Regions from separate parts of the Mus musculus genome. Here regions 2 and 3 are each linked to region 1. Evidence: chromatin loops called from intact Hi-C (ENCODE). Cell type or tissue: heart. All regions are shown on one strand. Region 1 holds the start of Kif20b (kinesin family member 20B). Region 2 overlaps Pank1 (pantothenate kinase 1). Region 3 overlaps Slc16a12 (solute carrier family 16 (monocarboxylic acid transporters), member 12).

What was found. Peaks named below come from ENCODE experiments on the same cell type or tissue, not always from the same donor. Only the 100,000 strongest peaks of a DNase experiment are listed, where the experiment ranks them.
Region 2: it touches region 1 in a loop (6-fold over the local background); 11 of 42 quality-filtered maps call a loop at or near these places.
Region 3: a loop joins it to region 1, with 9 times the contacts of the local background. A loop is called at or near these places in 14 of 42 quality-filtered maps.

The regions. Positions count from the first base shown.
Region 1 is chr19:34,917,208-34,925,207 of GRCm38, forward strand. It overlaps Kif20b (kinesin family member 20B), which reads left to right and starts at 5,151. Exons shown (of 32, transcript NM_001362434.1): 1 at 5,151-5,226; 2 at 7,418-7,565. The coding sequence starts at 7,419. In heart, CTCF peaks have their summits at 4,195 (motif pointing right) and 4,547; a DNase peak (open chromatin) is centred at 5,054; H3K4me3 peaks cover 2,008 bases; H3K27ac peaks cover 1,606 bases.
Region 2 is chr19:34,823,190-34,831,189 of GRCm38, forward strand. It overlaps Pank1 (pantothenate kinase 1), which reads right to left. Exons shown (of 7, transcript NM_001114339.2): 3 at 3,931-4,184. Among named protein-coding and RNA genes, the nearest start is that of Mir107, 6.4 kb to the left of the region's middle. In heart, a CTCF peak has its summit at 3,249 (motif pointing right); no DNase peak of the experiment used is centred here.
Region 3 is chr19:34,667,910-34,675,909 of GRCm38, forward strand. Slc16a12 (solute carrier family 16 (monocarboxylic acid transporters), member 12) reads right to left here. Exons shown (of 7, transcript NM_172838.4): 5 at 6,898-7,477; 6 at 4,527-4,786; 7 at 492-2,984. The coding sequence ends at 2,722. Among named protein-coding and RNA genes, the nearest start is that of Ifit1, 31 kb to the left of the region's middle. In heart, no CTCF peak of the experiment used is centred here; a DNase peak (open chromatin) is centred at 5,792.

The DNA.
Region 1 (8,000 bases):
TTCTTGCAGACTAGCCACCTCTAACTCTTTCTTCAGGTTTGACTGATTACAAGTGCCACTCAAAGAACCCAAGGAAATACTAACATTTACCAATTTATCATAAAGGTTATTTCTAAGGACACAACTAAGAAGCCACATGGACTGAGGTGTGGAGGGGTCCCACACTCTGTACCTTCTGTCCTTGGGCAGATATGCTATCATTCCAAAATGTGGATAAGGTTTTGGTCACCGTTCTGCAAGCTTCCTTATATGCCTATATAGGTCAAGACAACTATCTTTTTAGGAACTTATGGGGACTTCACTGCATAGGCATGACGAGTGTATGGACAACTTGTGAAAATATGATTCCACAGAAAGGACCCTGGGGAACTGTGGGACCATGAAAGGTAACTTGGTCCCTGGTTGAGTTAAAGCTTGAAGCCCTGGAAACCCTTATTCCTGGGTACCAGGCCCCTGTCACTAGCCACAGCCTCCCATAGATTTGTGGTTAACGATCATGTAAGGGCAATGCCCTAAGCCCCTCCACTTGTAGAGGATGTGACCTGTGGTCATGTACACTCAAGACAGATCTCCATTTTAATGAGGTACCTAAAGGCCTGGCGGGCTTAGCCAATAAGCTTTTCTTCCCAGACATTCCTCCCTACAAAAGGTATTTAATCTCAGGTCCACCCTGAGAAGTTGGGTATGGTTTTACATATCCACTTTCTGCCTTGACAATAAATGTCTTAAAACAGCTGGGTGGTGGTGGCGCACGCCTTTAATCCCAGCACTCTGGAGGCAGAGGCAGGCGGATTTCTGAGTCCTGGTCTACAAAGTGAGTTCCAGGACAGCCAGGGCTATACAGAGAAACCCTGTCTCTGGAAAAAAAAAAAAAAAAAAGTCTTAAAACCATGGACTGCTTCTTTTCATCGAGATCCACCATGGGGAGCAATGGAGAAGGTCTTTGCCTATAGAGTTACTGTCTAATGCCTCTCTGTGCCCCTAGCCAGTACCACTACCAAGCTCAAGCTCAAGCCCACCTGCTGTCAAGCCAAAGACTACCCCTCCCCTCCCCCGCCCCAGGCCAGATCCAGCCTGTGGGCCCCCACTACATTCTAAGCTCTTCTGCAGGTCCCAGTGGTGCCTGGATGTCCAAGAGCCTGAGAACCAGATGGCCCCAGCCTCATTCTAGCCACACTCCCAAACAAGCTCTGACTGTCCCACCCTCAGACTGTGCTTCCCCACCCCTGGAGTGAATCCAGGGGCTTCCCTACAGCCCATCACCTGCTCAGCAACAGCATGGGGTAAGCATGGTCAAACTTCCCTCGTCCTGCCTCCTGGAGCTGCCAAGCCCTGTGGCGGAGCACAGGTGGGACCCCATACCCGAACCTTTGGAAAGTGATATTGTGAATAAGTAGGACGAGTGGGATGACTGTTTCTTAGTAAATATCATTTGTTTCTACAAAGTCATATAAAGACTTTAAACAAGGAAGTGATATGATCATATTTCAGCCTTAGTTTGGTAGCTCTACATATGATTAAAAAATGTGGAGAAGTTCAGGAATATCAACAAGAGGCTTTGCTATGCTAGAGGGTGGGGAAGGGAAAGGAAAACTAGGGAGACGACTAAGTGGTTATGAGTTGTACTGCTCTCCTAGTAGATCTGAGTTCAATTCCCAGCATTCACATGAGGCAGCTCACAACTGTAAGTCCAGCTTCAGTGGATGACAGCCTTTGGCCTCTGTGAGTACCAGTATTCATGTGTACTCATAGACACAATATACATAATAAAATAAAAATAAAAAACAGAGAGGAAGGAGTATTTATTTCAATTAAAAGTTGGTGGGCTGGGGGAATGGCTCAGCAGTAAAGGGCACTTGCTGCTTTTGCAAGGTATGCGGGCTTGGGTCTCAGCACTCATGTCAGGTCTCACTACTGCCTGTAACTCCAGTTCCAGGTGATTAGGGGCCCTCTTTTGGCCTCCATTGGCACCATGCATGCAAGTGGTACACCCAGATACAAGCAGACAAACACTCACATGCATAAAAGGAAAAAAAAAAATCTTAACATTACAAACAGTTCCCAAGTGGCCAGTCTTCCTGTCTCCTACCTGTTATCTCAGCAGTGGGGAGGATGAGGCAGAAAGACTGTTTGTGTCCAGGCTAGTATGCATTGCAAAATGAGATCTTCTCTCAAAAAAACAAAGCAAAACGACATACCACAAAGTACAAATGTTGATGTACTAAGTGAGTGCTGAGGGAAAGGATTCAATGACTATGGAAGAAATTAAGGAGAAGAAGGATTGGGATTCCACAGTGAAAAACCCAGCATCCCATCCTGAACATATTGTGTTAGACGAATCTGTCACACTTCATTAAGTGGGTGTCTTAGTTCTATTAGTGTGAAGAGACACCATGACCAAGACAACTCTTATAAAGGACAACAGTTAATTGGGGGCTGGCTTACACTTTCAAGGGTTCAGTCCATTATCATGGAAGCATGGCAGTGTGCAGGCAGACATGGTGTTGGAGGAGCCAAGAGTTCTACATCTCCATTGAAAAGAAGCCTCATGGGCAGCTAAGAGATCTCAAATCACACTCCCATAGTGACACACTTTTCCCAATAAGGTCACACTTCCTGATAGTGCCACTCCTTGGGCCAAGCATATTCATACTACCACAGCGGGTAATCGAATATTTCCGTGTAGTTAGGTCTCTGATGTGAGATCTGAGAAGAAAGAATTATTCTCTGGTAAAGACGAATAAAGATGTTGATTATAAGAGTTGGTTAACTTGTCATGTAGAAGCTAGACAGGAGAGAGTAGAGGTCTCAGTACTCATTGTTCCTTTACTTTAGAGCTTGAGTAAAAGAGAAAGGAGACTGGCCAATGAAATGCGAACTATAAAGGGCATGCTATACTAAACTATACTGGGCATGCTTAACCCTGTAGCCCGGGAAGAATGTTTCAAGTGTAAAACATTTATAGTTAACCTGGAAATGCCACTGGGAGTTAGAACCAAATAACAGGAGATCTGTTGGATTTTGTTTTCTCCCCGCCCCTCGTGCCTGGTATCATGTGTCCTAGGCTTGGGATGTTCATATTACTTAACTAGTTAATTCCTAACAATCCTTGATGATACAGATCAAACATTTGCTCTGGTTTCCCCATCACATTCTAAGACAGTTTCTTTTAAAGCACCTGATGTAGTTGTAATTCTGTAAATGTTTTCTGACATGGCTGTTGCCCTATTAGAATTTGTCCTTAAGAGTCTTTGTGCTCACTCTTCTCACCTACTGTCTCTACCACCCTCAAAAACAGTGCACTGCAAATTTCCAACGAATGTTTGCAAAACCAACACATACAAGTGCCCCACGGAGGGCTAAGAATTGTTGGTAACTAGCAAAAGCAACATGACACTGTGAGGTGTGGTAGAAAAATCGGATCCAGGGGGTTAGACTTATCTGAAGGAGCAATGAAAATTGACAAAGCCCATTAGAATCTGACGTCCAGCTAGGGAAGTATGCTAGTACACTCCTATAGTTTCAGCATTGGAAAGAGGCCAAGGCAGCCTGGCCTACATAGAAATTTTGTTTAAAAACAAAACATAAATTCCAGCCTGGGAAGGTCTCTATTTTATTCTTTTCTTTCATATTTACATTTCTTTCTTCATTTTTCCTTCTGGCCTTGTATCTACTTATCTATTCAAATCTACTTATCTTATCTACTATCTTATCCAAACTAGTTCTTCTCAAATTTGATTATTTTGTTTGGGGGAGAAGTGTGTGTGTGTATGAAAGAAGTCAGAGGCAGGGTAGTGGTAGGAGATATAAATTCTGTATCAAGATCGAAAAACACTAAGGTTGTCAAGCTAGTGTTCCAAAAATCCTTCTAATTAAGTGCAATAGCTGAAAATATGATCACAGAAAAGCTAAGGTAACAAAACTTCTTCAACTGATTTTAAATCCCGGTTCCATTTACTTTTCTTCCCCCCCCCCCCCCGAGACAGGGTTTCTCTGTGTAGTCCTGACTGTCCTGGAACTCACTCTGTAGACCAGGCTGGCCTCGAACTCAGAAATCCGCCTGCCACTGCCTCCCAAGTGCTGGGATTAAAGGCATGTGCCACTATCCGGCTTTTTTGTTTTTTAAAAGATTTATATGAGTACACTGTTGCTGTCCTCAGACACACCAGAAGAGGGCGTTGGATCACTTTACAGATGGTTGTTAACCACCATGTGGTTTGCTGGGAATTGAACTCAGGACCTCTGGAAGAGGTCAGTGTTCTTAACCACTAAGCCATCTCTCCAACCCTCCATTTACGTTTGTGCCCATTACTTATTTAGAATGTATTAAATGGGACGGTAGCAATACCTACTTTAAAGGGTTCTTAGCACCAGTCAGACAATCCATTTTATAAAGGTAGTGCCAGCGGAAGCATAAGGTAAATGCTCAATTTACGTTAGCATTATTTTTATTCAAAGTGAAAGTCTAGCCTCAATAGTAAATTCTCGTCATATGAATGTATTAGTAAATTAGCCCTGCACTCAGAGGGTTACTTTAGGGAAGCGGAGAAGGACACATGGGCACTTACATTTTGGGGCACTGCACAGTGCCTCTCAGCGGTAGCTGATTTATGCTTTCAGAAACATCAAAAAGGGGGTATAAAAAGATGAAGGATATGCTCCTAAAATGTATTTTGAGGAAAACGTGTTTCATCCAAGAGGGCCGTCATCGACAAGAAGAATCACTTAAAGAGGGGAGTTAACTTGGTCCCAGGTCGCAAGTCCTTTCTGCCCCGGGGAATGACAGGACTCTGAGGTGTAATAGGAGGAATAGTTTGCCATTCCTCCGCTCCTGGGGGCATCGCGGGAGGCAGTGCGGAGACAGCGGCCTCAGCAAGGCTCGTCATCATGCGGGTCTAGGACGGAACCTGAGACCTGAGTACCGAACAGGTATCGTTAGGGTCAAACCTAATATGGCCCCGAGAAACTCCCAGCTAGGTAGCCCACGAGCGTTGCTACTGCCCCATCGGTCGCCCGGAGCACCGAGTCCCGCCCCCCAGACTTGAAAGCCTTTTCCGGAGGCGGGGGCGAAACTCGGCCGCGAGCGGGTCCAGCCCCCAGGGCTCGCCGGAAGCCCCGCCCACTCCCAGGGTTCAGCGCGGCGCCGAGCCGCCATTGTTTGAATTTGAAAACCGGGAGGAAGTGGAATTCTGCAGGTGGGGAGGCGTGCAGGGACCAGCGATTGCAGTAAGTGAGGAGCTGACGATTTTGGGGGCTCCGAGGGTGGCTGCTTGCACAGAGGGCACGAAGCTGCGACGCCTCGGCCGTGTCAGCGTTGTCGGGGCTCGTGATGCCCGTAGTCTAGGTGCGGGGCTGCTGAAGGTGGGGCTGAGCTTCAGGGAGTTAAGCGAGTTAAGCCTTGAGGCGGAAGACTTCGGTCTGTCTAGGCCTCGGTTTCCTGGTCCGGTAAAGGAGGTACACTTTAGATTCACAGACACTAGTTTTATTAGACACAAAAAGATTTGCCACGTCTGGTTGCCTGAATTCGGGAGGTGAGCAGTTGTTTTGTCACGTGACAAGATCTCTTTCTAGGTTGAGTCCAGTGGGGGCTTTTTTTAAAAAAAAATGTCACATTACTTTGTGGCTAGAAAAGAAGCATATTTGGGTTTTATGTGTATATAAAGGAAATTGAAGTGAGTCAGTTTTAGTCCAGTACTACTTCCGTTGGTCTGTATTTTGAGCCTGTCGTGAAGAGTAAACAAATTTAGATGATTGTCTTTCTACTTAAATAGGGAATCCCGGTGCTAGGTGCTTTAGACTGTTAAATCTGTTTCTTTGAAAAATTAGGAGAGAGGCGACCTTTTCTCTCTGGTATTGTGCATCTGGTAGATGCTTGCTTTCTTTCTTTCTTTTTATTTTTCGAGACAGGGTTTCTCTGTGTAGCCCTGGCTGTCCAGGAACTCACTCTGTAGACCAGGCTGGCCTCGAACTCTGAAATCCGCCTGCCTCTGCCTCTCAAATGCTAGGATTAAAGGCGTGAGCCACTACTGCCCGGCGTGATAGATTCTTAGAAAAAAATTTTTTTAAAGATTTATTTATTTATTATATGTGTGTACACTGTAGCTGTCTTCAAATACTCCAGAAGAGGGCATCAGATTTTTGTGACAGATGGTTGTGAGCCACCATGTGGTTGCTGGGATTTGAACTCAGGACCTTTGGAGGAGCAGTCGGTGCTCTCAACCGCTGAGCCATCTCACCAGCCCCCTTAGAAAATTTTAAATGTTAATTTTTTGGGGGGTGGAGGGTTAGGTTTATCCTATAGGGATTTGATGTGCAATTCAGATTTAATAGTTCAGTGATGGCATTATTCCATATTCACATTCAACCTTGTGATGTGTCAGTTAGTGATTTTCATTGTCGTCATCATCATTATTATTGGAGATTCTGGCTGTGGTACCTCAGGTACCCAGAGTTGCATCCTACTGGGCTAGGACCCAATTCTCTTATTTTAAATGTAAAGTTTATATGCATTATTTCACTTTTTTACTTATAATCGGAAAATAAATAGGAATTTATTTTGCAAATAACCGAGTTTTAGTCCTAAATGTTAAAATTTGGTTTGCAACAATTTTCTGGGAGATACTAAGTAACGAGACTAGCAGAAGATCTTAAGTCATCCCTGCTGTCTCTGCTGTTTGACATGTGAGAGGAGGGTATCAGGCCAAGTGAACAGTTCATATTTTTTTCTTTTGCTAATTGCATTGTTCATGACATGTCTTTGGGTAAATCTACCTAAAAAATTGGATTATGGGCTGGAGAGATGGCTCAGTGGTTAAGAGCACTGAGTACTCTTTCAGAGGTCCTGAGTTCAATTCCCAGCAACCTTCTGTAATGTGATCTCATGCCCTCTTCTGGTGTGTTTGAAGACAGCAACAGTGTACTCATATACATAAAATGAAAAAAATAAATCTTAATAAAATTGGATCACACAAATTATTTTTTATGTTAATTAATTGGTTAATTTGAGACAGGCCCTCACTATATGGATCGGGCTATCTTCAAACTCACAGATTTACCTACTTTTTGCAGACGGGGTGGGTGGTCTGAGCTCATGCTGTCCTATCGAGCTTACTTTTGTTTATTTTGTTTTCCTTTGAGACAAGGTCTTTGGCTTAGATTGTTCTTGGACACCCTATGTAGCTAAGATGACCTGGAACTTGGTGATTTTCCAGGTCAACCTCCCTACGTGTTGGGAGTATAGAGAGCCATGCCATCATACCCCGTGTATGCCTGGGATGGAACCCAGAGTGTTGTGCATGGTAGTCTGTCAGCTCAACTGCATCCAAGTTCCCAGGAGTTCCAAGTAGACTTAACATTGTAGGCGGCTTGCGTGCTGATTTATTAAGGCTGCTTACAGAGGTTGCTTTTCTTCTCGCAGGATGGAATCTCACTTGAATCCAGATGGAGTGCCTAGACCGTCTTACGTTTTTAGTGCTGACCCAATTGCAAGGCCTTTGGAAATCAATTTTGATGGTGTTAAGCTTGATCTCTCTCATGAGTTTTCCTTAGTCGCCTCAAACCCTGCGGTAAGTACAACGTAAGAAAAACACTTGATTATTGTGCGCCAAGGAATCACGGTGCTAGGTACTTTAGATTGTTAAATCCGCTTCTTTGAAAAATTAGGAGAGAGGTGGCCTTTTCTTTCTGGTATTGTGCATCTGGTAGATTATTTTTGTTTGTTTGTTTGTTTGTTTTTTCAAGACAGGGTTTCTCTGTGTAGCCCTGGCTGTCCTGGCACTTTGTAGACCAGGCTGGCCTCGAACTCAGAAATCCACCTGCCTCTGCCTCCCGAGTGCTGGGATTAAAGGCGTGCACCACTACTGTCTGGCTAGAATCACCTTATTTTAATTAATTTAGAAATAGAATATCACACAGCTGGTTTAAAGAAGCCACTGGAACACTCACCTAATCCCAAACTCTACCTCTCTGTGACTTTTATCCAGTTAGGAGAAAGTTTATTT
Region 2 (8,000 bases), 94 kb before region 1:
TTTCTGAGTTCGAGGCCAGCCTGGTCTACAAAGTGAGTTCCAGGACAGCCAAGACTATACAGAGAAACCCTGTCTCGAAAAACCAAAAAAAAAAAAAAAAAAAAAAAAAAAGCTGTGTCGTATTCTCAGACTGTGATTCTTAGACAGAAAAAAAAAATTCTTCAACTCTAAAAAGAGTTCTTTTTCAAGGGCCATATGTGTCATTGTGTACAACCAGTAAAATCTACACGTCATGGGTGTGGCATTGTGAGATCCCAAGGAAACCAAGGAAACACACAAAGACAGTCTACCTTCATCTGCATACCAAACCCCACGGTGGTTTTAATGAGATCAGGTGCTGTGTATGTGTGCTGCCTACATTTTTTTGTTTGCTCCCCAAATACATTTTTTAAAAAGTCTGTTGGAATTTTCAGCTTCGACACTTTTTGTCCCTGATAATCTATGTTTGAACAATCGGGCATCCACCAGGACCAAGGCATTCAACCACCGTGTAGGCATCTCAAGACATTGGCTGACTTAGAAAGAAGGTAACGCATTAATGGATGTGTTGGTGTAACTGAGGGTGAGAAGGAGGAAGAGAAAATGGTTCCAGACAAGAAGCTGGCTAGGAAAGCAGGTGTGCATCTGTACAGCGGGGGCTGCAGACAGGTGAGAGGAACGTAACGTCACAGGAGGGCCAGGCTCTCCCAGCACTTGTCCTTACCCTCGACCTTATCTAGTTAAGGCACTTCCTCGCTCACAAGTTTCTTCTGGCAGACATGCAGAAAAAAATCCTCAGTATATCAGAGGCAAAATATATAGATAAGAAAGGGCATTGAATACTATCACTGTCCGTCAGTGAGAAGAAATCTTGTTACTCAGTTTAGAAATTGAATTGGCAATGCCTGTTGAGCAGTGCTCATTGATGGGCATTCGAGTGTATTCCCTTAAAATAGATTCCTGAATGACCAGGAGAGATGCACTGTTCCTTCCACTGAGGTTACACAGTTATTTTCTTCTTTTTAATAGACTATATGCTGTAATGTACTAATTTTCCACTGATTTTCATACTTAGAATTGGACTTGTGTTGGAGAAAAAAATGCTTAATCTAGGAAGCAGTGAAAGTATACAAAATCGACCATTTAAAACATGTTAACAGGAAACGGATTCCATGAAGTAACATGGCTTTTTACAAACACTTACTGGGGAGGTGGCTCCATTGTTAAAGTACTTGACAAACAAGCATGAGGACTTGTGTCCCAATCCCTAGCAGCTATGTAAAGATTTGGGCACGATCATGCATGCACACATGCACACATGTGCCTGCACGCACTCAAGCGCGCGCGTGCGCACACACACATACACACACACACACAAGTACAGGCTATGAATGTTGTACTGTGGAAAACTCAAGATCACTTCTGGCTGCATAGTGAGACACTGCCTCAAAAAACAAAATGAAATCCACCAAAATAACAACAAGAAGCTAGCAAGAAAAAACAACAACATCATACAAGAAAAGGCAGAATTAACAAACAACCTAGGTTGCATCTCTCAGTTTATGAGAAGTAAAACATTTTTAAAGTTCACATCATTTGCTCACATCAGTGGTCCCCAAGGGTCTAGGAAAACAGCTCAGTGGGGGAGAGCTTACTTAACATCAGTGCTCCCAATGTCTGGGGATACAGCTCAGTTGTAGTGAGCTTGCATATTAACACCAGTGGTCTTAGATACTAATTTTTACCACTCTCCCTAACTGTGTACATCTTCTGTTTTCTAACATATCACAAGAGAAACTTCTGGGCCGGAAGTGGTGGCACACACCTGTAATGGTAGCACTTGGGAGGCTGAGACAGGAGGCTCACAAAGGGCAGTCATCAATACCTTCTGCAGGTACTCCTTATGTGTGAAGAAGCCACGCCCCACAATTAGCTCCTTAGCTGCTTCTCAAGGTGATACAGATCCCTGGAGCCTGCACATCTGAGGCTGGATCTGTGATATCATTCATTAGCTATTTTGTATGCATCAACAAAAGGGTGACTATTTCTAACTGTGGAAAATGTGTAGCTTGTTAGTGCCTGGAGGGCAGATTTACCAACTCAATTGCTCCTAGGAGAAGTCTGTAGTTATTATAAAACTTACACTTCGGCCAGGAGAATGCTCTAAGGTCTAGCTGAGTATCCCTAGCCTGACACACCTGATGGTGCTAGTGAGACCATGGCATCAGTGTTTGCTCCTGGCCAAGCAAGTAAGCCACTATATTCTTAATGAAAAGATATATGTTGTGCCAGGAACTGTGGTGGGCATCTTTACTCCCAGGACTCAGGGGGAAGAGGCAGGTGGATGTCTGTGAGTGTGAGGTCAGGCTGGCTTACATGATGAACTCCAAGGCCAGTCAGGGCTGCACAATGATAATGAATAGTAAGTCATGAACAATGATATTAAATTAAATAAATAAAATCACAACTAAAAACCAAAAAGGTGTGTGTGCCTGGTAGCAGTTTCTAAACATATCAGATACTACATTCTGAACCCACACCGGCTTCAAACAGTGTGTGTGTATGCACCAGGGTGTCTCAACTGTAGCAACCCTGGTGTAGGGGGACTTTATATATCTTCTGCTATTGGAGGAGCTACCCTAGGCATTACCAAATTTTATCAGTATCCCTGACTTCAAGCTACTATGTACTGTTGGGTCCCACCTCCAACTGTAACAGTTAGAAATGTCTTAAGACGCTGGCTACCATCACCTTCCCCAGGGATAGAGAGAGACACTAACTGTTCAACCCCAGTTGACAAAAGAAGGAACACTGAAAGGGCGGAGCTTTCCTGCTACAGCTGAAGCATGCTAAAGAGTTCTCAGTGCTGGAAGCCAAACAAACCAACAAACAAATCAAGCAACACCTTTCCTGGCAGAAATGAGAACCCTGGGGTCCAGACAAGTAACGAGCCATGTTCATCTGTCAGCACTGTTGGCACCAACAACGAATGGTCTCAACACCATATGCTAAGGACGCGCTGCATGGCGCCAGTCCTTTTTAGTTCCTCTAAAGACAGGTTTTTGTGGTCTAGCAAGTTGAAGGAATGCTTCATACCAAATCAGCCTAATTTCGTTCACAGTGGACTCTCTTAATGACTTTTGACAACAGGTCCTTCGGCCATGTTGAGCTGCCCATTGACAGGAAGCTCAGCCTGTTTGCCCTACATGGGTCTTTGAGTGCAAGAATAGATAATAAATAAAAACAAATAAAAAGCTATGAAGTATTCTGACCGCCAGGGGTCGCAGGGCTGTATTCTGATACCCTGCATCCCAACACCTCTATGAGCTGCTCTGACTCCTCGCTTACCTAAGAAGAGGAAAAACCATTCCTTGTAAGCCTTCTGTTTGCTGGTTGGAATGATATGCTGTTTCGAGCCATCTTTCCTGCCTTGAGACCACAAAGGTTCCAAGAGAAAGTTTCTGTGAAGCGTCTCTGACCAATCCAAGGTTGGCTGGCAGTCTCTGCCATCCTACCAGCACTCAGTACACCTACCTGCTGGCAAACTAATGTGCGCCACCCTCCCTCACCCTACCTGAGCAGGACACCTCCAGTAGACAAAGATCTTATGCTATTAACCTTAACATGAATCAACTTCTTCTCCTCTGATGTATCATCCAGAGAACTGGTTATTGGCTCATGTCTATACACCCAGCACTCAGGGGGGCAGAGGCAGGATTGTGAGACTTATACACCAAGCTTCAGGATAGCCTTAACTACAAGGGAAGAGCCTGCATCCGAAACCAAACGAAAACAAACATCCAATAAACTGCTCTTTGGTAGTACAGGAGCCCAAAGTAGTTCTTTTTAAAAAATGTATTCGATGATAATAACCTTTTACTATATACTGCTCATCAAGAAATAGGCATGGCTTAAGCATGAAGAGGCTCTCCTGGTTGAGAGCATGTTTACCTGGTCCCCGTCACTCTTTTGTAGTTGTCCTTGGAGTACACTGCCAGGATGCTGACGCCTGAGCCCATGTTAACCAGCAACATAGGGTACGGGTTATCCAAACAGTATGGCTTTTTTTGACACAACTCGGGATTTGTGGGGTTTTCGAAATAGTAACATTCTGGCTTGCCATTGAAGCCAACCGAGTCAACGTAAAGAAGGCCCTGAATCAAACAGTCCAGCTCATCCAGTTTATGCAGCTGCAGGTCCGCAATCTACGAGAGAACAAAAGCCTGTTAGATGCTGTAGTCTAATACGGTGGTGCGAGGAGCCTGGGAGGTGTGTGCTCTCTATAAGATTCACTTTCAAAGACAAGAAATGCACTCAGACCCCAACCCCCCTCCAGCATGAAAGAGTACAGGCCAGCAGTCACAGCCAGAAAAATAGCTGTGCTACACAGACAAGAGCTGCCTGGTTGTCGGGAAAGCACTCATTAGCATGTGAGACTGGTGGCCTGGATGTGGGCCCTTGGTTTAACCCTCAGAATCTGTGAACATGGTCTCATCATGAGTCATCCGAATGGAGCCTAACTCTAATGGCAGGACACACACACAGGAAAGGTCTGAAAGCTAGAGGAAGAAGCCTTTGAAGAAGTAGACAGATATCTTAGTGTTGCGCCCTGATCTCTGGGGTACAAAGAGCCTCGAAAAGGCAACTAGCGTAATCTCCCCACGACCTCTACAGAACTGTGTTGATGCCAAGGCTTTAACTGGGGGCTATCAACCTCAAGAATTTTGATGGAAGAAATCTCTGTAGTCATAAGCTGCCAAACGTGTTGTCACAACAGCTAAGGGCGGTCAGTGCAGTAGAATATTCAGAAGCGAACGAGAATCCTACATATGTGTGACAGAATGTGAGGTCAAAAGGCCTGGGAGTGGAAAAGAGTCCCCTCTGAGTCCACAAAGCCTCTTGCCACACTTGGCTCTGGAGCAGCTGGGCCTGGCTTTGAACTCCAGGTCTAAAACTTACTTAACAGAGGTTATCTGGGGTGAATTATTTGGCTTCTCGGTGTTGCTGTGAAGATTCCATGATAGTCTCTGTATGGCACCCACCACACACAACAGGCTTACTAGCTAAGTGGCCCAGGATTGTCCTTTCAGAGGTCTATGAGGTAAGACATCCTCTTCTTGGGGACAGAAAGAGAGGTTGGTCAAATATATGTGATAAACAAGAAGAAAGGGAGGCTATTTGGAGAGGAGGCAGGTCAGCCAGAGACAAGCAGGAGATGGCACACCATGGAGAGGAAGGTGAATATGAACAGATAACCCCTCCTCCACCACTCTAGATACAGAGAACAAAGGGCTGTTGGCTGGTCTGAGCAGCTAGTAGCCATCCTATCCTTAAAAGTTTAATTCCTAATACTGCTGCCTCAGGTCCAAGTTGGTGATCATTTTCCCTGACAACAAACAAACAAACAAACCAATAAAAAGGACTAGGGCTGTAGTCAGTGTAGAGTACAGCATGCATGAAGCCCTTGGTTCAACTCCCAGTACTGAAAAAATAAATCAATGAAGGAAGTGATGGTTTGATTCACACACACAAACAGACACATAGACGCATAGACACACAGACAGAGAGACAGACAGACAGACACGCACATGTACACGCACACGCGCGCGCACACACACACACACACACGCACACACACACACACACACGCACACGCACACACACATGGAAACAAAATACCAGAAGAATTCCATGAGGCTGGACTAGTGGCATGTCTGCAGTTCCAACACTAATGATGTTGACAGGGGGACATCATTAGTTCAAGACCTGCCTTGCCTATTCAGCTGCTAAAATAATATAAAGAAAAACAAAATCAAAAATACCCCAAAACCAAAAGTTACCATCATCGACAAAACATGTACAAGTAGGTTCTGTTAGCCTTACTCAATGTTCGGAATAAGACATTAGGTGAATTTCTGTAAGTGACACACTAGCAACTAGCAGACATATCCCGGTGATTCTGTTTTCATCTTATTTGCTACTGCTGTTCATGGGGCTTGGGGGAAAAAAATCAACACAAATGCTAGATAGACTTATATACTCTACTTAAAAAAAAAGACATTTTTGTTGTTGTTATTGTTTCAAAAAGTAATAAAGAGCTACATCTTAGGAGATGGCTTGGGCCATAAAGGATTCAAGTTTGGGTTCTCCAGCACTCAAGTTAAAAAGGGTAGGCATTATGGCTTCAGACATGCAATCCTAGCTGTTGGGAGGTAAATTCATGAGGTTCCCTCGAGCTCACTGGTAGGCTAACCTTGCTGAGTCTGTATGCTCCAGACTCAGTAAGAGACCCGGCCTCAAAAACAATAAGGTGACCAATACTAGTGTGGGCATTTATGTGTTACAGACTGTGGGCCCACTTGCCCACACATCCCACACACAGACATGACTATAAGGTGACATATGCATGTAAGGTGACAGCTCCAAGGAAACTTGACTTCCTGTCACTCACCTGGATTTTCCATTTAACAACGCTGACAGAATTCTGTAAGTGCGCTACAGAATCAGAACAGGTCACCGGCCAGGTGACAGAAGGAATATTGATACACAGAAATAAGCATTCAAAGTGGCCCAAAGCTAATGCATCCCATGAATGTTTCCAAATGTTTCATTTTAATCAAGTATTGAAATGTTTCAATGAGATACACACAATTTATATTCTAAGAGGCATCAATGACAATGCTATGGGTAGAGAAGTGTCCAGACGCCTGAAAAACTAGAGGTGACGCCCACAGCAGTGTACATATTATGTCTTCTGATCTTCTTGGTTCCCCAGCCTGAAACCTGCATCTCTGGTCACAGCCTGGCACCTCAGAGGTGCCTTGGTTCTAAAGGCCACTCTTAGTCGCTGCTTAATACTCACTTAGTAAATGAACAGGGAAAGTTATCACCTCAAGGGTCAGCCCCAAGCTTAAAATGGTGATTGCATCAGCCAGTCTTAGAGATATAAATTAATCTGCTTAAATGTTAATCACAGGTTCATCAACAATATTGACAGCCATACCTAGAGCCAACATCATAAATATGGACAGAGACAATGTGTCCAGCTAGATGCCCTGAAACTACCCTGGGAGGAAAAAATTCCCTTGTCAGATAGAAGAAGGAAACACATCCAGCTTTGGTCTGAAACACTGTTTCCACCTTCCGAATACGGCAAAAGCACAAAGTACACACATTTTCAGAAGGATAGATTTTTTTTTTGGAGCCTAAGGTCATGAAAGTCAAAAAAAAAAAAAAATAGTAAACATAAGTCACAGGTCACTTTTGTAGAGACCCTGCGGATAAAGGAGGGATTCCCAGGTTCAAATAGTGAGCCATACTGATAACAGAGATTTCCAAATAGGTAATCTGAAAATCAGGATACTTGTCAGTTTGTCTGTACACCTGGATTTACTTGGAGAAAAGCTTAAAACTGGTCTTTAAGATCCCAGCTACAGAGAAATGCTTGCCTTGGGCTGGAGTCTCCAGTCACAACAAAGATGCCAAAGAGGAGGGTGCCATGGACTGGCTAAAGGTAAAAGATGGCCCAGGACTGTATCGGCAAGATGATCTGCTCAGGTTTGTAATTCACCTTCCACAGGTGCTGCAGTGGGGTGTGTCAATGGATCCAGCACTGCCTCAGGAGCCTATGCCTCAAGACCCAGCAGCTTTTCAAGCTGCTCTGGTTTAGATGTTGGGTGTCTTTGGTTGGTTGGTTGGTTGGTTGGTTGGTTGGTTAGTTGGTTTGCTAGTTGGTTGGTTGATTGGTTGGTTGGTTGGTTGGTTGGTTGGTTGATTAGTTGGTTTTCCTCTAGATTCCATGCTCCGGGAGCATGGTTCCCAGGGTGGTGATGAGAGGGTGGAACTTGCCCCAACTGGCTCTCAATAAGCACATCCAGCCCTGAAGAGTGTCTTCCCTGAAAACTGGAAGCTGACTGAGTTTGTTGAGTCTCTCTTGCCAAGAGAGTCCACTCCACCACCAGGATATCATGATGTTGGACTTTTAAAGTCTGTTATGGTAGCTCACGCTTGTACTCCAGCCC
Region 3 (8,000 bases), 250 kb before region 1:
TTTGGGAGTGAAAATGTTATGTAGATATTCGTTAGGCCCATTGAGTCACAATGTCTATAAGTTCTAATATTTCTCAGTTTAGTTTCTGTCTGGACCTGATGACCTGCTCATTGGTGACAGTGGGGTGTTGAAGCCTTCCACTGTCAATGTGTGGTATTTGATTTGTGACTTCAGCTTTCCTATTGTTTCTTTTACAAATGTGGATGTCCTTGCATTCAGGGTAAGGATAATTCAGAATTGAGAGTTCATCTTGATGGATTTTTTTTTCCTTTAATGAGTATGAACTGTCCTTCCTCATCTCTTTTGATTAATTTTGGTTTAAAGTCTATTTTATTAGATATTACAATGACTATACCAACTTAATTTTGGGTCCATTTTCTTGGAAACATCTTTTTCCAGCCCTGTGCTCTGAGCTAATTCCTATCTGGATAGTCCCACTCCCCAACCTGTCCAAATTCCTTGTCTGAAGAAAATAAAACAATTGTTCCAAATACATGTCTATAAATCCATTTTATTTTGCCTTTGAACTAGGAAAATATTAGCCTACACATCTGATTCATTCATAAAATTCTAATTTAAGCAAAAGAAAGAATGGCACATTGAAACGTTAGATATTGTCGTTTTCCTACTTAGTTACAAAGGAGAACTTACAGTTGGGTGAAAAAATATTTAAGGCATAGAATCATTCCTCTACAGGTTTATTCTCCATTCCACAAAATATCCCATTCCCTTAGCTTTGGAACCAACTGTTTAAATACACGGAGATATTGTTTTAGTAACATGTTGTACAGATGACCAAACTGTAAACTCTAAGATCTACAGTGTTTCTTACTGGTTCTTCAAAAATGTTGTCCCAAGATAGTTAGAAGGCAAATTTATTGCATGTATAAAGTCAAAAGATCTAAAATGTTTTTATATAAATTTTAAAACCCTTGATCACTATCCTATTTTTTTCATAAGCACAATAGAGAAATTATATTATAGAATCCCACAAAATTTATAATCAATGCTTTAAAACATACAAATAAGAGTAATTATATTTTTAAAAAATCATTTTTATGATTAAAAAAATGTCTCTTAAGGTAAAGTGCTATTCCAAAACAAGTATTTTATTTTAACTTTGAGTTTTTTAAAGTTGTACCCAAAGTATTTTTAAAATTGCAAATCACTAAGTGAATGGATTCAAAACTAAAGTCCCAGGCTGAGTAAAGACAGAACATTCAAATTTTTCTGTGAAAAGCTACAATGGACTAGTATCAATTTCTCCATCGGATCAAGCCAGAGTCTCGTTATGAAAGCAATATAGTAACCTAAAGATATTCAGTTCAACGAGGATTCAGCCACTTCAGCCATTCCTCAAAACTTGGTCATTTCTCCCAGCACTGTGTCTGGCTAAAGCCACGCTGGGACCTCTTGGTGACAGTAGGTTACATGGCCTTTGAGATCAAAATGTTCCTTGTGACTTGTATTTAACCTCTTGAACAACTAAAAAAAAGTCCTTTAATTATGTAACTTGTCCTTCTTTGCAGATGGAACATGACTGGGGATTCAGGAATCTTCATTGTGTGGATTTGAAAACAGCTGGAGATAAGATGGGGGACCCACTCTTCTTTTTTTTTCTTCTCCTTGTCCTCTCCTCTGATCTAAAAATTCAGAAAGGATTCCAAGTACCAAGAAAGTCTGGCTTTCAAGAAGGAGCAGATGCTTCCAAGCCAATGAGTCAGATTTATAACTATCATCTAGCAAGAGACACAGTGATCTCCGAAGGCCATGTTTAGAACATCTGTATGATAAGAAAACCCCCAAGCCCTCTTTTGGATAATGCTGAATCTAACGACTGCTTTGTAAGGAAGACTCCCACCAGATACCTGCTGACTCAAGAATTCAATTACTGCTCAATGGGAATACTGTCAACATTTTTCTGTTCCTAAAAGGAATGTGTCTACAGTTCAAACTAGAACTTTTTTTTTCTGAAGAAAAAAAAAAAAAGATGAGGATTTCTGGTGTGTTACAATCCCTTCAGAAAAGATGGAGCAGTTATTCCACCATTGAATGAGTTATGTTACATTTAGAGTCAGTATGCGGTAGTGACCGAGGTGCATGTTGGGGGCACAGTCTGAAGAAAAGAGCTTCCTGTTTCAACAAGACAGTTTCAAATCAAATATTATCACCAGCCACCCTCTAAAGTCCATTCCAGCCATGGTGTTTGATGATTCTTGGGTCTCTCAAAGTGATGCCCATTGGAAGAGGCAGGGAACTGATGAGAGAACATCTGTTGTACACTAATCATTATCATTCAAAGAGTCTCAAGAACTTCTTTGCCACTCTAAAAATTGAGGCACTCTGCCCTCAAGCCACCTCTGCATCTCCACTGCCAGCATACTCACTGCTTCCATTCAGAATGAGGTGGTGGGGGTCAATTTTGTTATGACAAAACCCATTCTCAATGGCCTCTGCCTTGGAGTTGCCTTGAAATACAGCTAATCCCATAAACTATGCCCTGACTTTCCCCTGGAGCTAAGTAAGTACAAATCCCAAATGAGAAAACTCCAGGCTACTCCAGATTTCTTCGTTGCTCGTTATTTTCCCCCATATAAATATGTTAGCAAAACAGTATTAATAATTTACTTGGGAGGTGATACTCTGTCAAAATAAAATATTTCCAGACCATGAACAACCTGGTGGCCTGGGGTCCACCAGCCTTGAAGATTCCCAGGGATGTCACGTGAGGTTGCAACCAGACCTGGCTTTAGGCAGGGGTTCCTCATCTTTCTGATCTAACTCCCTTGCTACAGAGTAGGCCACTGATCCATTGGTCCACAGTTGTAGCTTGGGATCTGAGTCTTTGACCGGGAAAGGCACTTGTGTTCTCTTCATCCTCTTGACAATTCTAACGAAGCCAAGCAGGATGGAACTAAATATCATGGCAAATCCACAGAGAAGGAAGGCTGCAGTGTAGCTGCCCGTCGTGTCCACCAGCCATCCTACAGCAAAAGCAAAACCACGGTGCTGAGCTAAAAATTCAATTACCGGATTAGCCACTCTCAAACTTAATCATTTGCCAGGAGAATCTCCCTAGACTACAGCACACCATCAATGATTTGAACAAAAAGCAGATGGCCTAAAGATGTCTTGCAGGAACCGAGAAATATATAAATTAATAATTGTTATTAAGTGAAGGATTTAAGAGAGGCCTCTGTCTTTGCTACTCACACAATAAATATTAGTGATTATTAACTCCATGAAATCTGGTTTAAAAAGATGAAGATTGTATTTCATAGTCTGTAGCTTTAAACATCATTCAAGTGATTGAAGTTGGGATCAGTGATATAGGGGATAAGTGGACATACAAAATGCTAATAGGATTCCCAGAACCCACACACTACTGTAAGCAACCTAATAGACTTTAGTGCAGTGTCCAGTTGTCAACGGAAGACTGATCTCAACCATACCTTATTTGAAAATTTGGACTCTCGGACATTGCTTCTTGGCCTTTTGGTTAAGATCATGCGCACAACATGATGTTGTGTGTTGTTTTAAATGCATATACCGGAGGCCACAATCTATAATTTGTTTTTATTTCTGCTGCTATTGCAGTATATCAATCCCAATATCTATGCCAATCACAAAGATGTGAGGAGCACTGTGTTTTGTGATAGGAAAATATGGGTCACAAGGATCAGAGAGTTGGTGGGTAAAGTTTTACTCTGGTAGGCAATTGGTTTGTAGTTGGCAAGGAGCAGCTATAGATTTTTCCTCAAAATATTTGTATGTGGAGAAAATCCACCAGGAAAGTATACAGCTTCACTTTTCACCCACTTCAAATCCAAAAATCAAAGTGGAGTAGAAAAATTAATTCTCACTTTACAGTTTCCCATGATCCATACCCCCCTGCACATATTCTTGTTATGGTCTGATTTGTATGTGGATTTCTGTAGGGACAAAGTAGTTACTTTGCATTAAGGTAGAATCTTAATTTCCTCTATTGTAAACCTCTAGGTGGTATTCTCTAAAACATGCTATAGTCATTATCTGTTTGCATGAAAACTTGACCATTACCAACATTTGGTATGTACAAATGATAAGCGAAGAACACAGAGAGAGCCCTGCCCTCCACCTGGCTCTCTGTGTCTTTATACCTTCACGTCTCCTTTTAGCCTCACTACCCACTGCTCTGTTTTGGTAGCAGACTTCCTTCTGATGGTGCCCTACTTACTTACAACTGGAGCAAATGTTCTATCCTTTTACTTCTATCTTTAACATAAACTGGAACCAAGACCCTAACTTGGGACTTCCATTTTCCATGCAAGCTACCATCCTTACTTGGTTGGAAAAAGATTATAAAGGCAGAATGTGGGTAGGACCATAGTTCTTTGGTCCCTTTTGCATTCCTACAACCTTTCACCCTTTCCTGACTCACTCGGAAGCTTTTTCTTATTTTTGGTATATGAGCTGTACACAGAAGTGTGGGTTCACTTCCTCTACATCAGTACAGTGACAGTGGCTAGTAGACTTTGAAAACTTACCTGCAATGGGTGGGCTCACCAAGTATGGCACTGCATGAAGGAAGTAGACCACGCCAAGTGCTGAAGACAAAGAGGTGGTCCCTACTATCTCTGCAGTCACGACCGGGATCAAGGTAACGTAGGCTCCATCAAAGTAGCCAAAGGTACAAGAGAAAGGCACAAGAAGGGGGAAGGTTTGAAGCATTGGAAGACACAGATAGCACAGCCCATCTAGTGCCACGGCAAAGAGGTAGCAAACATATCGGTAATTCTTCAGACACCTACAAATGTGAAGAGCCATAATGAGTATGGGATACTCAGATTCCATAAAAGAGATATTTGAACAGAGTCACGCAACTGTAAACACCGCAGCTGTGTGTGCCTTCCTATTTGTGTTATCTTACACTCGCGCGCGCGCACGTACACACACACACACACACACACACACACACACACACACACACACACACGAGCACGCATGTGTGTATGTGAGCATATGCATTAGCTACCATGGAGGCCATATTGGATTCCCTGGAACTAGAGTTACAGGAAGCTATGAGCTTCTCAGTGGGGGTGCTAGGAACTGAACTCCATTCCTCTGCAAAAGTAGCAAGTGTTCTTTACTGCTAGCACATCTTGCCAGCTCCTGTTATCCTCTGATTGTTCTACTGGCATATATACATGAATGTATGTGTGCAGGAAGCATAGTATGGTGTTGCTCTAATATGTACAAGATTGCAGTGTCACTACCTGCGTAACTCTAATGTAAAATCCTTTCATCATAAAACGAGACTAGCCACCTCAATATATGTAAACCTGAGGCCACAATTTTCTAGGCAGCTACCATAGTGAGTGCTTCGAGATAAGGTTGTCACTGGTATCGAGCACATCTCGCATGCTCAACAGCCCAAGCAATCATACATTGCTGAGACTGGATATGAAGACAGTAAAAAGAAGTGTAAGAGTGACGAAGGTCTGTCTGATCTAGGATAAAGTCCTACATCCAGACTCCCGCAGTGGTCTTCCACTCCATTTCCTCTCTGAAACTCCACCTCCATCTATAATATAATAATATAATATAATAATATAATATTTGAAAGACGGTAGAATGCCAGCTCTGCCTATTTGCAAATGCTTCCTCTCATAAGCCTCCAACATCTACTTGACAGATGGAGGCCCTGGAGAATCTCAGCAGTAGGTGATTTTAACAAAGGGTAGAACTGGCACAAGAATTTAGGTCTTGTGCCTAGCCACGCCTCCTTCGACTTACAAGTTGCTTCTCCCTGAGTCAACATTGTGCAGCGGACATCGCCCCACCCTTCCTCCTTCCTTTGTCTTTAATTTAAAAGGTGGGAAGTGCTGGGGCACGGCTGAGTGAGCTTGTCCAGCATATGAGTTGCTGCTTTTATCACCAGCGAGGCACAAAAGAAAACAAGTGGAATCTGTTCTAAATATTATATTAATAATGCTAGAGAATCCCAGTCAGATCCTGATTAATGACTAAAGTGTAACTTGTGAGAAGCCATTAGATGATAGCTCTCTTAGCTCATGACTCAAACATAAGTAATTCCTCACCCAAGGCGCCATCAGAAGTCTCCAATCCAAACAGGTAATTAATTATTTGCTGTAGAGTTCCTATAAATCCAGTCTCTAAGCATACAATATCATGAAAGTATTCTAGTCTCACACTGAAATCTAAGTGTGTGGCTAATGACATTGTGTGTCATTGCACCTGACCCTTCTACCTGAGGGGTGGGGTGAGGTCCTCTTTCTGCTACTAGTTAAACCCTGGGACAATCCAAAATGTGTTAAGACCACAGCAGGCAGAGAGCAGTTGTCGCAGTAGAAGACTAATTTACTTTAGGCTGGAATCAAATTTGTCATTAGGACTTTTAAGTTGTCCTCCTCTGTGAAGTTCAGACAGACATACAACCTAGACTGTCTAGAACAAGAATGGACAAATTAGGAGCACCTCTAGCTTGCTAACCTTTTGTGTGACTTACCTGGTCATTTGGTTGGCTTGTTTCATCATAAATGGTTGTAAACCAAATAAACAAAACAAAACAAAACAAAAAACCTAACCTTGGGTGAAATATAGAAATAGACATTTCAGTATGCATTGATACTCATCAGAACACAGCTGCTCTCATGCTGATGGCAGTCCTATAGAGTTATGACAAATACTATATCTTCTACAAAGCCAAACAATGTTTGCTCTATGTGTCCCCATACATAAAAAGTTTGCTAACATCTGATCTATAGGAATCAGCAAGAAAAGCCTCCTTTAGATACCAACATTCCCCTCCAAATGTAGATGTGTGACAAAGCCAGGGAAAACTCGGCACTTAAAGCCTCCTAGGAAAAGCCAGTTGCGTTTTGCCCCGGAATTTACCTTCTGTCAGTTAGCCAGCCAAATGTGATATTGCCAACAATATCGATTACCCCGAGGATGGACATGAGGAAAGCAGCTTGATGGTGGCTCACTCCGACACTCAAAGCATAAGGCACTAGGTACACAAAGAGAGGGCTGCAGCCGTAGGCCATGAACAGAACAGAGACGGCCAACACGACGAAGTCTGACATCAGTAAAAAACCGTATTCCTGCTGCAAGGAGCAGCAAAGACGGGTCTCTGTACATTCTTTGGTCAAAGGTGAATAGGGAGATGCTTGCTTACAGTCTTCTCGCTGAGATTCACGGTTGTGATTCTTTTCTGGGACTGATCGGTCCTCTTTAAGGGTAATTGGACGCATCAGAGCGCCGCAGACGCAGAGATTCAGAACGAACCCGCCAAGAATGAGCAGTGCTCCTCGCCAGGAAAACTGTTCGATGAGGAGCTGAACGACAGGAGCCAGGATGAAGGTACCAATGCCACTGCCTGACATGGCAATCCCATAAGCCAGGGCTTTCCGTCTGCTGAAATACTTGCCCACCATGGCAATTGCCGGAGAGTAACAAAGTGCAAATCCAAGACCTGGGAAACAGAGAACGCCGTGAATGGTGGTTCACCGTGAGCGGACAAGAGCGGGCAGTGGGAAAAACGGATGACTGAGACTGAAGAGACTCTGATCTTCCAGGAATCCCTTTAAAGCTGTTTGTGTAACCAGCTGAAAAATTAATCTTCCTGCCATTCTTTCGTAATTTTCAAACTACAGAGAGGAGTTCTGTGACTTTTTTCCTTAGGAAGAATACACTAAAAGAAATCTTTTCTCAAAGACATGAAGAACTTGAAAAAAAAAATCACTACTCAAGCTAAGCTGGAATTTCCCAGCAAAATCAGGGACATGCTGAAGAAAGAAACTGACCACTCCCCACTCCTTTCCATACATCCTCTCTGTCTCTCTGTCTCTGTCTCTGTCTCTGTCTCTGTCTCTGTCTCTGTCTCTGTCTCTCTCTCTCTCTCTCTCTCTCTCTGTCTCTGTCTGTCTCTCTCTCCCTCCCTCTCTCCCTCCCTCCCTCTCTCCTTCACTCTCTCTCCCTTTCTCCCTTCCTCTCCC